Linked DNA regions of Homo sapiens: region 2 is linked to region 1. The links are chromatin loops, found by intact Hi-C in ENCODE. Cell type or tissue: mammary epithelial cell. All regions are shown on one strand. Each heading gives the region's core, and the rest is flanking DNA. Links, peaks and the distances in the headings are about the cores only.

Region 1 (8,347 bases), core at 11-8,010:
AATGTCTTTATTTCTGCCTTCATTTTGTTATGTACCCAGTAGTCATTCAGGAGCGGGTTGTTCAGTTTCCATGTAGTTGAGCGGTTTTGAAATTTATAGCACTAAATGCCCACAAGAGAAAGCAGGAAAGATCTAAAATTGACACACTGACATCACAATTAAAAGAACTAGAGAAGCAAGAGCAAACACATTCAAAAGCTAGCAGAAGGCAAGAAATAAATAAGATCAGAGCAGAGCTGAAGGAAATAGAGACACAAAAAACCCTTCAAAAAATCAATGAATCCAGGAGCTGGTTTTCTGAAAAGATCAACAAAATTGATAGATCGCTAGCAAGACTAATAAAGAAGAAAAGAGAGAAGAATCAACTAGATGCAATAAAAAAATGATAAAGGGGATATCACCACCAATCCCAAAGAAGTACAAACTACCATCAGAGAATACTATAAACACCTCTACGCAAATAAACTAGAAAATCTAGAAGAAATGGATAAATTCCTGGACACATACACTCTCCCAAGACTAAACCTGGAAGAAGTTGAATCCCTGAATAGACCAATAACAGGCTCTGAAATTGAGGCAAAAATTAATAGCTTACCAACCAAAAAAAGTCCAGGACAAGATGGATTCACAGCAGAGTTCTACCAGAGGTACAAGGAGGAGCTGGTACTATTCCTTCTGAAACTATTCCAATAAATAGAAAAAGAGGGAATCCTCCCTAACTCATTTGATGAGGCCAGCATCATCCTGATACCAAAGCCTGGCAGAGACACAACAAAAAAGGAGAATTTTTGACCAATATCCTTGATGAACATCGATGCAAAAATCCTCAATAAAATACTAGCAAACCGAATCCAGCAGCACATCAAAAAGCTTATCCACCATGATCAAGTGGGCTTCATCCCTGGGATGCAAGGCTGGTTCAACATATGCAAATCAATAAACGTAATCCAGCATATAAACAGAACCAAAGACAAAAACCACATGATTATCTCAATAGATGCAGAAAAGGCCTTTGACAAAATTCAACAGCCCTTCATGCTAAAAACTCTCAATAAATTATGTATTGATGGGACATATCTCAAAATCATAAGAGCTATTTATGATAAACCCACAGCCTATACTGAATGGGCAAAGACTGGAAACATTCCCTTTGAAAACTGGCACAAAACAGGGATGCCCTCTCTCACCACACCTGTTCAACATAGAGTTGGAAGTTCTGGCCAGGGCAATCAGGCAGGAGAAGGAAATAAAGGGTATTCAATTAGGAAAAGAGGAAGTCAAATTGTCCCTGTTTGCAGTTGACATGATTGTATATCTAGAAGCCCCATCATCTCGACTCAAAATCTCCTTAAGCTGATAGGCAACTTCAGCAAAGTCTCAGGATACAAAATCAATGTGCAAAAATCACAAGCATTCTTATACACCAATAACAGACAGAGAGCCAAATCAGGAGTGAACTCCCATTCACAATTGCTTCAAAGAGAATAAATTACCTAGGAATCAAACTTACAAGGGACGCGAAGGACCTCTTCAAGGGGAACTACAAACCACTGCTCAATGAAATAAAAGAGGATACAAACAAATGGAAGAACATTCCATGCTCATGGGTAGGAAGAATCAATATCATGAAAATGGCCATACTGCCCAAGGTAATTTATAGATTCAATGTCATCCCCATCAAGCTACCAATGACTTTCTTCACAGAATTGGAAAAAACTACTTTAAAGTTCATATGGAACCAAAAAAGAGCCCACATTGTGAGGACAATCCTAAGCCAAAAGAACAAACCTGGAGGCATCACACTACCTGACTTCAAACTATACTACAAAGCTACAGTAACCAAAACAGCATGGTACTGGTACCAAAACAGAGATATAGACCAATGGAACAGAACAGAGCCCTCAGAAATAATACCACACATCTACAACCATCTGATCTTTGACAAACCTGACAAAAACAAGCAATGGGGAAAGGATTCCCTATTTAATAAATGGTGCTGGGAAAACAGGCTAGCTATATGGAGAAAGTTGAAACTGGATCCCTTCCTTACACCTTATACAAAAATTAATTGAAGATGGATTAAAGACTTAAATGTAAGACCTAAAATCATTAAAACCCTAGAAGAAAACCTAGGAAATACCATTCAGGATATAGGCGTGGGCAAGGATTTCATGTCTAAAACACCAAAAGCAATGGCAACAAAAGCCAAAATTGACAGATGGGATCCAATTAAACTAAAGAGCTTCTGCACAGCAAAAGAAACTACCATCAGAGTGAACAGGCGACCTACAGAATGGGAGAAAATTTTTGCAATCTACTCATGTGACAAAGGCTAATATCCAGAATCTACAATGAACTCAAACAAATTTACAAGAAAAAAACAACCCCATCAAAAGTGGGTGAAGGATATGAACAGACACTTCTCAAAAGAAGACATTTATGCAGCCAAAAGACACATGAAAAAATGCTTGTCATCACTGACCATCAGAGAAATGCAAATCAAAACCACAATGAGATACCATCTCACACCAGTTAGAATGGAGATCATTAAAAAGTCAGGAAACAACAGGTGCTGGAGAGGATGTGGAGAAATAGGAACACTCTTACAGTGTTGGTGGGACTGTAAACTAATTCAACCATTGTGGAAGACAGTGTGGAGACTCCTCAAGGATCTAGAAGTAGAAATACCATTTGACCCAGCCATGCCATTACTGGGTATATACCCAAAGGATTATAAATCATGCTGCTGTAAAGGCACATGCACACATGTGTTTATTGCAGCACTATTCACAATAGCAGAGACTTGGAACCAACCCAAATGTCCATCGATGATAGACTGGATTAAGAAAATGTGGCACATATACACCATGGAATACTATGCAGCCATAAAAAATGATGAGTTCATGTCCTTTGTAGGTACATGGATGAAACTGGAAACCATCATTCTCAGCAAACTATTGCAAGAACAAAAAACCAGACACCACATATTCTCACTCATAGGTGGGAATTGAACAATGAGAACACTTGGACACAGGAAGGGGAACATCACACACCTTGGCCTTTTGTGGGGTGGGGAGAGGGGGGAGGGAAAGCATTAGGAGATATCCCAATGTAAATGAGGAGTTAATGGGTACAGCACACAAACATGGCACATGTGTACATATGTAATAAACCTGCACATTGTGCACATGTATCTTAGAACTTAAAGTACAATAACAAAAAAGAAAAAGAAAAGAAAGAACTTGTGCTTTGAAGTCTGGTCAATTTAAGATTACTTAATTTCCTTTGTTTATGAAATAATAATAGTAATAATGACCTTCTATAATTGCTATGAGGTTAAGTTAATGTTTATGAGAGGGTATTTTGGAAACTAAGTGGTTCAAATCCTAGTTTCACCATTTAACCAATATTAGACCGTGAGTAAATTACTCAGTTTTGTAAAGCCTTTGTTTCTTCCTCTCAGTTGCTTAGTATACAAAAAGAGAACAATAATAGTACTTACCTTTTTAGGTTGTGAGATTAAAATAAGGTACAGTTCTTGGCACAGTGCCTGGTGTATGTATGCACTTAATTTACTTAGCTGTTAATTTAGTTAGATGTTACTGAGTATTATATGAGATATCGCATGTAAGTATCTGGAAAATTGTAGGAACTAAAAAGTTCTACCATTGAGACTGGAATCATGGTCAGCCACAATGACTATGCTTTCCCTGATCTTTTTCAAAGTTGTGCTTTGGCATCCCTGATATTAGTATAGGAAGAGTTAGAATGAGGAGAGAAATTAGTAGAATGGTCTAGACTAAGAGGTAATGAAGTCAGAACAAGAACAAGAACAATGGCTTTAGGAACAGGTCAGAAAGGTGTGGGTGTATAAAACTCCAGAGTTACAATGGACACAATATACTCATTGACTGGATAAGGTAGGGAGAAGACAGTTACAACCACCCAAACTCTAAAACATTTGGGTTATAGTAATGCTATAAACAAGAGCCAAGGTAAAAGGAAACAGATTTCAGAGAGATGATGGTAAATCTAGTTTTGGATGTCTGAGACTTTGACAAGATATAGCAAAGTCCAGCACATAGTGGGAAATGTGGAGTAGAGACACTGGAGAGAAAGTAGGGCAACAGATCAGATATATGGGAAGCATCAAACTTCAAACTGATGGTTGAAATCAAGGAAGTTGATGACTTTGCAAAAGGGAGGGCATATAAGAAAGAGAAAAGAGATTTGGATGACAGGCCTTTTGGAACCACTTACTTTAAGGAAGATGAACAGAAGCAGGGCCAGAAAGTAATATTATTAAGAAGAAACAATTAGAAGAGAAGGGGCAGTGTATTAGTCTGTTTTCACGATGCTGATAAAGACATACCCAAGACTGGGCAATTTACAAAAGAAAGAGGTTTAATGGACTTACAGTTCCACGTGGCTGGGGAAGCCTCATAATCATGGCAGAAGGCAGGGAGGAGCAAATCACATCTTATGTGGATGGCAGCAGGCAAAGAGAGAGAGGGTGTGCAGGGAAACTCCCATTTTTAAAACCCTCAGATCTTGTGAGACTTATTCACTAACATGAGAACAGCGTGGGAAAGACTGGACCCAATGATTCAATTATCTTTCACTGGGTCCCTCCCACAACACGTGGGATTTATGGGGGTTACAAGGTGAGATTTGGCTGGGGACACAAAGCCAAACTATATCAGGAAGAAAGAACTCCAAGCAGGTCAATTATATCAAACATTGTAGAGAAGCTTCAAGGGATAAGGACTGAATTAAGCCTTTGAAACTTAACAGCAATTTCATAAGAGTGGAAGGGGATTATAAGGAGTTGCGGAGTTTTATTAGGTTGACTGGCTGTGAAAGAGACCATTAGACTCCACACCACAATCTGCTCTCCCATTCTTCCACAGTGATAGTTTTAACTGGTCATGGGTTAGGACTGTATTTCCCAGCCTTGGTATAGCCCAGGGCTACCTCTAGAAGCCGGTTGTAGCCGTATAGCTAAGTTCTGTTCGATGAGATGAGAGAAGTGATGTGTTCTACTTTCCTCTTGTACTCTCAAAAGTAATGGGCATACACTGCTGATATGATTTGGATCTGTGTCCCCACCAAATCTCATGATGAATTGTAATCCCCAATGTTGGAGGTGGGGCCTGGTGGGAGGTGATTGGATCATGGGGGCAGTTTCTCATGAATGGTTTAGCACCATTCTCTAGGCACTGTTCTCATGATAGTGAGTGAATTCTGGAGAGATATGGTTGTTTAAAAGTGTCTAGCACCTCCCCACTCACGCTCTCTCTTGCTCCTGCTCCCATCATGTGAGATATCTTGCTCCCCTTTGCCTTCAGCCATGGTTGTAAGTTATTGGAGGCCTCCCCAGAAGTCAAGCAAGCAGATGTAGCACGATGCTTTCTGTACAGCCTGCAGAACTGAGAGCCAATTAGACTTCTTTTCTTTTTAAGTTACCCAGTCTCAGGTATTTATTTATTTATTTATGAGATGGAATTTTGCTCTTGTTGCCCAGGCTGGAATGTAATGGCATGATCTTGGCTCACTGCAACCTCTGCCTCCCAGGTTCAAGCAATTCTTCTATCTCAGCCTCCCAAGTAGCTGGAGCTACAGGCACATGCCACCATGCCTGGCTAATTTTTGTATTTTTTTTTAGTAGAGACGGGGTTTTACCATATTGGTCAGGCTGGCCTCAACCTCCTGACATCAGATGATCCACCCTCCTGGGCCTCCCAAAGTGTTGGGATTACAGGTGTGAGCCACCACACCCTGCCCAGGTATTTCTTTATAGCAATGCAAGAATGGACAAATACAACTCCCTTGCCCTAATTTCCTTCTTAATAGGTGTGTGGCAAACATGATGGCAAAAGCCCAGAGATGGAAACTTCATGTTGAAGATGGCAATAATATAAAGGATCCCAGGGTCCTTAATAGTTCAGTGCTGTTAAATCATCCCTAAAGTGCTTATTCTCAGATGATTAACTGAAAGGAAAATAAACTTCTATCTCATTTTTCACTGTATCATCTCATTGTTAAAGCATCTGGAACATGGATTCTAAATAACATACCTGTTACAGCCCTATGAAGGCTACCATTTATATACTTTTTCTACTGTGGTTAGGACAAATGTCAACATATTTGTATACAATCAGAAAGCAGGTCTTTACTAGTTGACCTGTGGAAAATGGTATGGTGGCCTCTTTGTTTTTTTGACTCTCTGAGTTGTTATGGGTTGAAATGTGTATCCCCAAAATGATATGTTGAAGACCTAACCCTCAGTATCTCAGAATGCAACCTTATTTGGAAATAAAATCATTGCAGATGTGATTAATTAAGATGACATCATACTGGAGTAAAGTGGGTCCGTAATCCAGTATGACTGTTGTTTTTATAAAAAAGAATGTCACATGGAGAGACACATACAGGAAGAATGAAATGTGAACAGGAAGGCAGAGATCAAAGTGATGCCTCTACAAGCAAATGATTGCCAAAGATTGCCAGCAATCACCAGAAACTAGGAGGCTGACATGGAACAGATTCTTTTTTATAGCCCTCAGAAGGAACCAGCACTGTTGACACTTTGGTCTCGAACTTCTAGCCTCCAGAATCATGAGACAATTCTGTTGTTTAGGCCACCCCATCTGTGTTACTTTGCTATGGCAGGCTTTGGAAATAAATACACTGGTCAATAGATAAATGTCTTCCCCTTTAGTCACCTACTAAAAGAGATTCTTGGGTGCCTTCCAGTTTAGAGGGCCAGTAATTATGTCTCTTCTTTACTTTCCTGGATAACATAGTCATTTTATGGCAAGTGATCTTGTCTATCATTGGTTGCCTGTGAATGTCATCTATCATTATCAAAGACTGTAGTAAATTCCAAAACTAATTTACATACGATTAAATGCCAAATGAGTCATCTGGGATGCAGCTCTAACTAAAATTTTACAGAGAATAAATATTCTGCAATTTTGGAAATTCATCTTTTATGGGTTGTGGGTAAGTGTGAATATCTATTATACATATTTACAAGTTGACAGAATCAGGATAAGTATCATTATGCATGTTTCTTCTCAGTTGCAGTTGAACTGAGTTGGTCTTTTTCCTCTCTAATTTATTATGCAAGTACTATAAGCTCTGCAGCAAATAGGGGAAATGTCAGTGTATAGTCCTTCTTTCTGTTTACATGGAGGCAAAACCAGAAAGGAATTGTGCTGTACTTTTAAAAATATGGTAGGCCTAGGCCAGGCGCGGTGGTTCACGCCTGTAATCCCAGCACTTTGGGAGGCCGAGGCGGGTGGATCATGAGGTCAGGAGATCGAGACCATCCTGGCTAACACGGTGAAACCCCGTCTCTACTAAAACTACAAAAAAATTAGCCGGGCGCGGTGGCGGGCGCCTGTAGTCCCAGCTACTCAGGAGGCTGAGGCAGGAGAATGGCGTGAACCCAGGAGGCGGAGCTTGCAGTGAGCGGAGATAGTGCCACTGCAGTCAGGCCTGGGCGAAAGAGAGAGACTCCGTCTCAAAAAATAAAAAAAAAAATGGTAGGCCTAGTTTTAAATTAAGGCAGAAGACAGTTGTATTCAGATTGTAGAAAGGCATTGCAGAAAGTAATAACAGTGTTTTCTGTAAGTGATTCACTTTACATTTAAATATGTGAATATGTTCTATTTCAGGAAATGCGTTTATGAATAGAGAATGCTTTACAGACCGTATTGAAGAGAGATCTTCCAATCTTTGGGGGGCTTTTTATTTTCTTTAAACAGTGTCCACCTTTTAGCAGAAAATGTAGTGGGGTCCTGTGGAAATACCATGTTTCCTCCTTGCTGGGGAATATGAAGCCTGCCAAGGGGAACCTGAGGATCCCCTTCCATACATATTACTCTTCCTGTGCCTCTACCATGGGAGGCGCATCGTGAGAATTCCACTGTGATTCCAACCTTAGACTGTCATTGAGTATTCTGAGACCTTAAAAAATCCTTTTATCATGGAAATTTTGAAACATACAAGCAGCTAGAGGGAATAGTCTGATGATACTCCACCTACCCCATTGTCCGACTTCAGAAGGTACCAACATTTTGCTAATGTTGTTTCATCTGTCTCCTCACCATTCTCTGGAATGGAGAGGGAGGTTGAGCTGGAGAGTATTTACCCTGTAAATACCTTGGTATATTTTTCTAACAGATAACGACTTAAGAAAATCTTAACTACAGGGTCATTCTCATGTCTGACAAAGTTAACAATAACCCCCTAACATCATCCAATACCCAGTCTGTGGTCGAATTTCCATGATTATCTAAAAAAATGTCTTTTACACTGGATTTGTTTAACCAGAGTGCAG
Region 2 (8,347 bases), core at 108-8,107, 590 kb before region 1:
GAAAATCCCATAGAGTTGCTGTGGATTCATCCTTGGGTGAATACTGATTTGTTTTGTTTTGTTAACCCTCTCTAGTTTCGATGTTGTTCATCTGCCAAGAGGGGAACTTGTGTATTTTGTGGGAGTGGGATGGGGTAAAGTAGTGTAAGTAATGATTTTCTGCCCCTACTGGAAACTCTCCCTGTGCCTCCTAACCCCTTGAAAATTGGCATTTATAGAATTCCCTAGCTCAAGAAGGCCAAACACAGGACTATCATTTGACCACCGATGCAGACCCGGCCCATATCAGACAGTGCTAATCACCACCCCAGGCCCGTGACCAGACAGTGCTGATCAATCACAGCCACTTTTCCACTGGAGCCAAACAACATTTCTCAATTGTTTTCAATACACTTTTCCAAGCAACTACTATAAATCCCACAACAAAGGCACAACGATGCAATCTATTTCTAATACCTGCCGGAGAGTTCAGAGTTTTTTCAAGAGCAAATCCTTAATAATACTCAAAGTTGTTAAGAAATGTATCCAAGCTTATCAGATGATTTTTGACAGAACAAGGACAAGAATTCAGGACTCTTGACTCTCGCAGAAGAGTTTATATTCCACCCTGACTTAATGCCCTACTGCTAAGAGTCAGACTGCTGAAGTACAGCCCCTGAGGACCAAGTTCAGATAGCCGAGTACAAAAGGTTTGTCTGGACTCTGGTGGCCCCACTCATCATTTGGAGATGGGGAGGGGAAGAACAGGCAGAAATTAAACCCAAAAACAGTTGATGGCGTCCTGTACTATTTGTGCAGGCCAATTTTGCGCTGGCCCAAGATAATCCTGCTCCATGGACCCAGAAGGGCATAGCCCTCCAGTTGCTCCTCCTTCAGGGCTGTCCACCTTCAGTTGCAAAGAATTTTTATCCATTGTGTTTTTATAAGGCAATCAGGTATCAACTATGAGTCAAATGGCAGGTCCCTTCATTAATATTGCATTTCCAGGGACAGCTTTTTCAGCTTCTGATTTTGTGGTCTAAACATGTTTTGGGGAAAAAAACAGGGAGAAGCTCTTAAACTATATCCTGTGACTTTTTTTCCCCGAAAACTACTGATGATGTCAGAATGAGCATTTTCAGTGGGTTTGGGGGCATTTCTAGATGAGGTTCAGTCATAATTTTAAATATCATGCATCCAAAAGTGGTATTGCCTCCCTCAGTCTCATTCCTGATTTTCTTCTAGCAGTTGAAACTCTTAAAGGCACTGCTATTCTCCAGTCAACTCAGATTTGAAATCTGTCATTTTGAAATCCCCCCTTTCCTTTACCCTGTTTCCACCAATCATACTAATTCTTGTCTGTTCTGCATCTACCCCCTTTTTTTAATGTCAGTGAAATATTTCAAGCCAATACAAAAGGTCAAAATAATAATCTAATGGACACCCACGTACTCATCAAGTTCTGTCAAATGTTTGCATTTTGCCAAACTCCGTGGTATTTTTTTAATAAAAGTCATGTTGACAATTAAAGGCCTTGCAAATCCATCCCTGATTCCATTTATTTATTGCTTTAGCTAGCAAATATTTATCAGTCATTACTAAGTGCTAAGCCCTATTCTAGGATTGGATGCACATCAGTAAATGAAAGAAAGCCCCTACTTTCCTGGAGCTTACATGGCCCAGAAGTTACCTCCATCCCAAATTTGGTATAAGTGGTTTCACACACATTTTCTCATTTATTCCATTTTATGTTCCAAAACAGTATACACTATTATCATGCATGTTTTCAAACTTTATCTAAAGAGCACTTTATTAACATGTAGTACATATGCTTCTGCCACTTACCTTTTTGCTTCACATGTTGATAATTATTTTGAGAGCTGTAGCTCCAGTTCATATATGTTAACTACAGTGTTCCATTGTGTAGAACACCATTCCCTGTTGAGGAACATTTAGGTTATTTTGCAATTTTCATAAATAAAAAACATTCTGTAATGAATAAGTCCCTCTCCCCAGGATTATATTTATATGGCCTCTTTCCCACTCATTACACTTGCCAATGCCTTGTTCCTAAGAGGAGTTCAGCCAATATGTGCTCTCTTGAATATTCTTCTAGAGTTGATCAGAAGTTTATTAGTGGACCACTCTATCTTTCAGAGAGAGTGGAGATTCCTCTCCTATCTTCAGAGAAGAATTTACATAATACAAGGATAAGAAAAAACTATCCCCATTACTAAGAGATACGGTTTTATTGGAAGAAGTATAAATAAGGTTAATTGGAGGAAAATGCCCTTTGTCTTCTTTGGCACAAACTTCCTTGAGTTCAGCACTCCTTTATTCTTCTTATCAGTATAGTAGTAATATCTGCAATGGTCTTTCTCAACCCTGACTGCCCATTAGAAGCCCTGGGAAAACTTTAAAAAGCCTGACCCTCAGTCACTCATCATACCAATCAATTGAGAATGTCTGGAGTGGGCTCAAACATTAGTACATTTTTTAAAGTTCCTCAGATATCTGTAACATGCAGCCAAGGTTGAGAACCATGGAGCTAGGGCAGGAGTGATCCTCAAATTATGGGCCCCAGCATGCTGCTGTGTGCTGAGCTCTCTGCCAAATTTTGGTCAATGTGCACAATTTATTTGCACTCTTACTAAAGATGCATGTAGTTCTCAGATTCTTAAAATGATCACCATTTAGCATTCTGTCACCATTTGTGTAGAATGGCTTACTGCGCTGACCATGTACTTATGTAACCCCAAGGCTAAGTCCTTCCATGTTCCACTAAACTTGTGACATTTCTCTGGCATCAGTTGAATGTTGTCAATGCCTCTTACCTACAGAAGATTGAGTGCTCTTTACCCCTCTACAACATGTCACACAATTTTTTTCTTGGCTCACTGTTCTGACAGGTGCCATTATAATAGTGTGTTCCCTCTCTAGTAGTAAAAATGAATTGCACGTATTTACTGAGGTATACGGTGTTGTCCAGCCCCATGTTCTAGAACTAATATAAGGATCTTTTTCCATCTTGAAACTTGTTCTTTATATCAGTGGTTACCTTTTAATCTCTTAAAATGTATTACCAAAAATTCAACTATTACAAATAAATCATGAAGCTTGAAAGATTAAAAGCCACAATCTAGAGGGCTCATATTAGGTTGTGAACAGCAAAAGGGTTCAAGGAGGCTGCTTCTTCTGGTTTTAGTGTACATTCATGTTTCTCAAACTTAGGTCTTTCTAGGAGTTCAATGGTTATCTATAAGAAATTTATAATGTTGTATTTTGATTCCAAGCAAAGTCAAAATATTTATATAAGTGCAGGACTGTTCTCCAGGTGGCCTTGGACTGACCAAGTTCTCACCTTCTTATTTGTAGTTCTTAAGAGTAACTAGAATGTGCTGAAAGTGCAATATCCTGAGGAAGGGAGGAATTGCATGGAATAGCCCAGGCCTTATTCCTGTCCCTCCTAGGGAATGTAACATTTTGAGTTAGGCAAGAACTGCCTAGTACAGCTTAGGCTTTGTTCCTCTCTCCCCTGGAAGCAGGATGCTCTTTGAAGTTTTGCTTAGTGAGCCACATTGCCCCTGAGGTATATAATCCAGAAGAGGCTGCCTCTCTGGGTCCTTCAGCTGTAGCACAAGTGGGACACGTGGAGTTGAGGTACCATCTGCCCCAGGAAGGTTTCTTGAACTTTGGGGGACTGTCTCACAATGTATCCTAGACAGAGTCTTGCTCTGTTGCCCAGGCTGGAGTGCAGAGGCACGATCTCGGCTCACTGCAAGCTCCACCTCCCGGGTTCACGCCATTCTCCTGCCTCAGCCTCCCGAGTAGCTGGGACTACAGGCGCCCTCCACCACGCCCAGCTAATTTTTTGTATTTTTAGTAGACATGGGTTTTCACCATGTTAGCCAGGATGGTCTCGATCTCCTGACCTCGTGATCCACCTGCCTCAGCCTCCCAAAGTGCTGGGATTACAGGTGTGAGCCACCACACCCGGGCTCTAGGCTTCTTTTATCACTTTCTGCCTGTTTGTAGGTAGTAAATCTACTTCATTTAACTTGTTGCATATGAGTGTGTTCTGTCTCACCAGCTGCAAACAAGTTGGTAACAAGTGCACAGTGAACTTGCTCCATAATAAGCACACTAGGAACTATATTGAGTACTTCTTATGTGCTAGGGATGCTAAGGGTTTAACATGCATATCTCATTAATCCTCACAAGGTTAGATAAAGTATTACATTAGAGTTGAAGAAAAAGCATAGAACACTTATTAGCTGGGCCTAAGGATGCACAGCTGATAGGTGATAAGGATAGGACTCAAACCCAAAGTGTGTAACTCCTAGGCCCACCTTTGTAATCACTACACTATGCTATTCCTTAAACTATCACAGTTTACTGAAGAAAGAAGTGAGATGGGCTTAAATGTAATTGATGCCTTGTGCCACGTGATGATCAACTGATGCCTTGGCATCTGCTCAAATATGAACTTCATGATAGAACAAACAGAGAAGAGTGGTGACTAGAAGTGAGTCATCAAACTCACTATAGCATAGTGGCCTCAAAAGGACTCATACAAGAGAGGTCAGGAACATAGTCACATTACAAGTGATTTAATTTCTCTAATAGAGCTTCATGAACCACATTTAATAATTATTATTTGATTCTTACTGGTTCATAGTTGTTCATGTATTCAGTGTTCTTTACTTATTTTTATAGTTGTGGAAGATTGATAAATAAAATGATTTATTCTTAATTTTTTCTACATACTTAACTAATATTTTAATAAGAATTTATAAGAAAATATGGGATCCATGAGGATTGTTTTTCCTTTTAACTCCAGTTCATTTATCACTCAAGTTTAAGGAACATTGATGTAGACTTAAGGACAAAGATGCACCAAACGTCCCAAAGTTCACAGAGGGTCCAGTCCTTGTCCCCAGGGCTTAGGGTCCAAAGCCCCTGTGTTTCTTGCCCAGCCTTGTGCTCTCTGTTTGGATCTAGCAACACAAATTATCAAGGACAGCTGACTGAGCATTCAGGTTTTCCAGGAACCTATTTCACTCCAATTTTCTTACCTCTATAACTACCTAACTTGTCCATAGATCTAGCCCACTGATATAGTTTAGATTTTGTCCCCACCCAAATCTCATGTCAAACTGGAGGACGGGCCTGGTGGAAAGTGACTGGATCATGGGGATGAATTTTCTTCTTGCTGTTCTTGTGACAGTGAGTTCTCACAAGTTCGATGATTTAAATGTGTGTGGTAATTCCCCCTTCTCTCTTTCTCTCTCTCCTGCCACCCTGTGAAGACAGTGCTTGCTTCCGCTTCACCTTCCGCCATGATTGTTAAGTTTCCTGAGGCCTTCCAGTCATGCTTCCTGTACAGCCTGCAGAACTCTGAGTCAATTAAACCTCTTTTCTTCATAAATTACCCAGTCTCAGGTAGTTCTCTTTAGCAGTGTGAGAACAGACTAATATACCCACCATCACAGGTGACCTTACTTTAAATGAACATCCTACAAGTAGAAGAAATAATTTCAGAGCTCAGAGACAAGGCTTTTGAATTAACCCAATCAAACAAAAATAAAGAAAAAAGAATGAAAAAAAAATGAACAGTCTCCAAGATATATGGGATTATGTGAAATGGCAAAACCTAAGAATAGTTGGTCTTCCTGAAGGAGAAGAGAAGATAGTAAGTGTGGAAAACTTATGTGAGAGAATAATTGAGGAAAACTTCCCTGGCCTGGCTAGAGAGCTAGATATCCAAATCCAAGAATCGCAGAGAATTCCTGGGAAATTCCGTGCAAAAAGATCTTCAGGCTATCTAAAGGCAAATAGTCATCAGTCTATCTAAAGTCAATATGAAAGAAAGAATTATAAGAGCAGCAGGTAACCTATAGAAGAAAACCTATCAGACTAACAGCAAACTTCTCGGCAGCAACCTTACAAGCCAGAAAGGATTGGGGTCCCAGCTTCAACCTCCTTAAACAGAAAAAACTGTCAGCCAAGAATTTTGTATCCCACAAAACTAAGTTTCATAAATGAAGGAGAAATGGTCATTTTCCAAAAAACAAATGCTGAGAAAATTTGTCACTACCAAACCAGCACTACAAGAAATGCTAAGACATGAGTTAAGCTATCTAGGTAACAACATGATGAAGAGAACAGTAGTTCACATCTCAATATTAACATTGAATGTCAATGGCCTAAACACTCCACTTAGAAGATACAGAATAGCAGAATGGATTAAAAAAAAATTACAATCCAAATATCTGCTATCTTCAAGAGACTCACTTAACACAGAAGGATTCATATAAACTCAAGGAAAAAGGGTGGAAAAAGGTATTCTATGCAAATGAAAACCAAAAGTGAGCACAAGTAGCTATTCTTTTTTTTTTTTTTTTTTTTTTTGTAGACACATTCTTGCTCTGTTGCCAGGCTGGAGTGCAGTGGCATGATCTTGGCTCACTGCAACCTCTGCCTCACGGGTTCAAGCAATTCTCCTGCCTCAGCCTCCCAAGTAGCTGGGACTACAGGCGTGTCATGTTGGCCAGGATGGAGCTCCTGACCTCGTGATCTACCCGCCTCAGCCTCCCAAAGTGCTGGGATTACAGGTGTGATACACTGCCCCCATCCAGAGTAGCTATTCTTATATCAAACACAACAGACTTCAAAGCAACAACAGTAAAATATATATATATAAAGATGGTCACTATACAATGATCAAATGAATTGATAATCAATTCAACAAGAAGATATTATAATCCTAAATTTATATGCACCAAACACTGGATCTCCCAGATTCACAAAACAAATACTACTACACATAAGAAATGAGATAGATAGCAAAATAATAGTAGTGATAGACATAGCACTAGACAGATCTTTGAGACATAAGGTCAACAGAGAAACAACACACTTAAATGGCATGCTAGAACAAATGGACTTAACAGACATTTACAAAACATTCTACCTAAGATCTGCAAAATATAAATTTTTCTCATTAGCACATGAAACATTCTTCAAGATAGACCATATGATAGCTCACAAAACAAGTCTCAATCAGTTTTTTTTAAAATTGAAATCATATCAAGTATCTTTTCAGACCACAGTGGAATAAAATTAGAAATCAATTCCAAAAGAAACCTTCAAGACTACAAATACATGGAAATTAAATAATCTGCTACTGAATGATATCTGGGTTAACAGTGAAATAAAGATAGGAATTAAACATTCTTTGAATTGAAGGATAATAATGACACAAGCTATCAAACCCTCTGGGATATAACAAAAGTGTGCTAACAGGAAAGCTGATAGCACTAAATGCCTTCATCAAAAAGTTTGAAAGAGCACAAATTGACAACCGAATGTCACACCTCAAGGAGCTGGAAAAACAAGAACAAACTAAACTTAAAGCCAGAAGAAGAAAAGAAATAACAAAGATCAGAACAGAACTAAATGAAATTCAAACAAACAAAAAGATCAGTACAACAAAAAGTTGATTCTTTGAAAAAACAAACAAAATTAATAACCATTGGCTAGATTAACCCAGAGAAGAAGAGAGAAGATCCAGATAAACTCAATTAGAAATGAAACTGGAGACATTACAACCGACACCATAGAAGTACAAAAGATCATTGAAGACTATTATTGTAACTGCCCAGTGGGTTCACCTTGCCCGCTGCCTAGACAGAGCAGATTTATCAAGATATGGGAGTTGCAGTGGAGAAAAAGTAATTCATGCAGAACCAGTTGTGCAGGAGACCAGAGTTTTATTATGACTCAAATCAGTCTCCCTGAGCATTCAGGAATCAGAGTTTTTAAAGATTATTTGGTGGGTAGGGGCTTGAGAATTGGGGAGTGCTGACTGGTCTGATTGGAGATGAAATCATAAGGGGTCAAAGTGAATTTTTCTTGCTGTCTTCTGTTCCTGTGTGCGATGGCAGAACTGGTTGAGTATTCTTGCCAAAAGAAAAAAAATTGACCTGAATTTAATCAAACTGTTAGATCTAGCTAATATGTAAAGGAAACAGCAAGGATAGAAGAAGTTAAAATACACCATGAATAAACAATTGGTCAGAAGAAGCAATGGGAAAATCTACTGGATAAATAACAGGATTTCCTTAACAAAAAAAGGCATGAAGGAAGAGATCATGAGAAATGTTATATATTAAGAGTGACATAAGAGACAAACCAAATGCTATGTATGGAACTTGTCTGCACTCTGGTTAAACAAATCCAGTGTAAAAGACATTTTTTTAGATAATCATGGAAATTCGACCACAGACTGGGTATTGGATGATGTTAGGGGGTTATTGTTAACTTTGTCAGACATGAGAATGACCCTGTAGTTAAGATTTTTTTAAGT

Evidence for each region. Peaks named below come from ENCODE experiments on the same cell type or tissue, not always from the same donor. Only the 100,000 strongest peaks of a DNase experiment are listed, where the experiment ranks them.
Region 2: a loop joins it to region 1, with 26 times the contacts of the local background. A loop is called at or near these places in 4 of 110 quality-filtered maps.

Annotation. Positions count from the first base shown.
Region 1 is chr10:50,760,234-50,768,580 of GRCh38, forward strand. No RefSeq gene overlaps it. Among named protein-coding and RNA genes, the nearest start is that of ASAH2B, 24 kb to the left of the region's middle. In mammary epithelial cell, for the core only: no CTCF peak of the experiment used is centred there; no DNase peak of the experiment used is centred there.
Region 2 is chr10:50,165,224-50,173,570 of GRCh38, forward strand. No RefSeq gene overlaps it. Among named protein-coding and RNA genes, the nearest start is that of ASAH2, 82 kb to the right of the region's middle. In mammary epithelial cell, for the core only: no CTCF peak of the experiment used is centred there; a DNase peak (open chromatin) is centred at 4,528.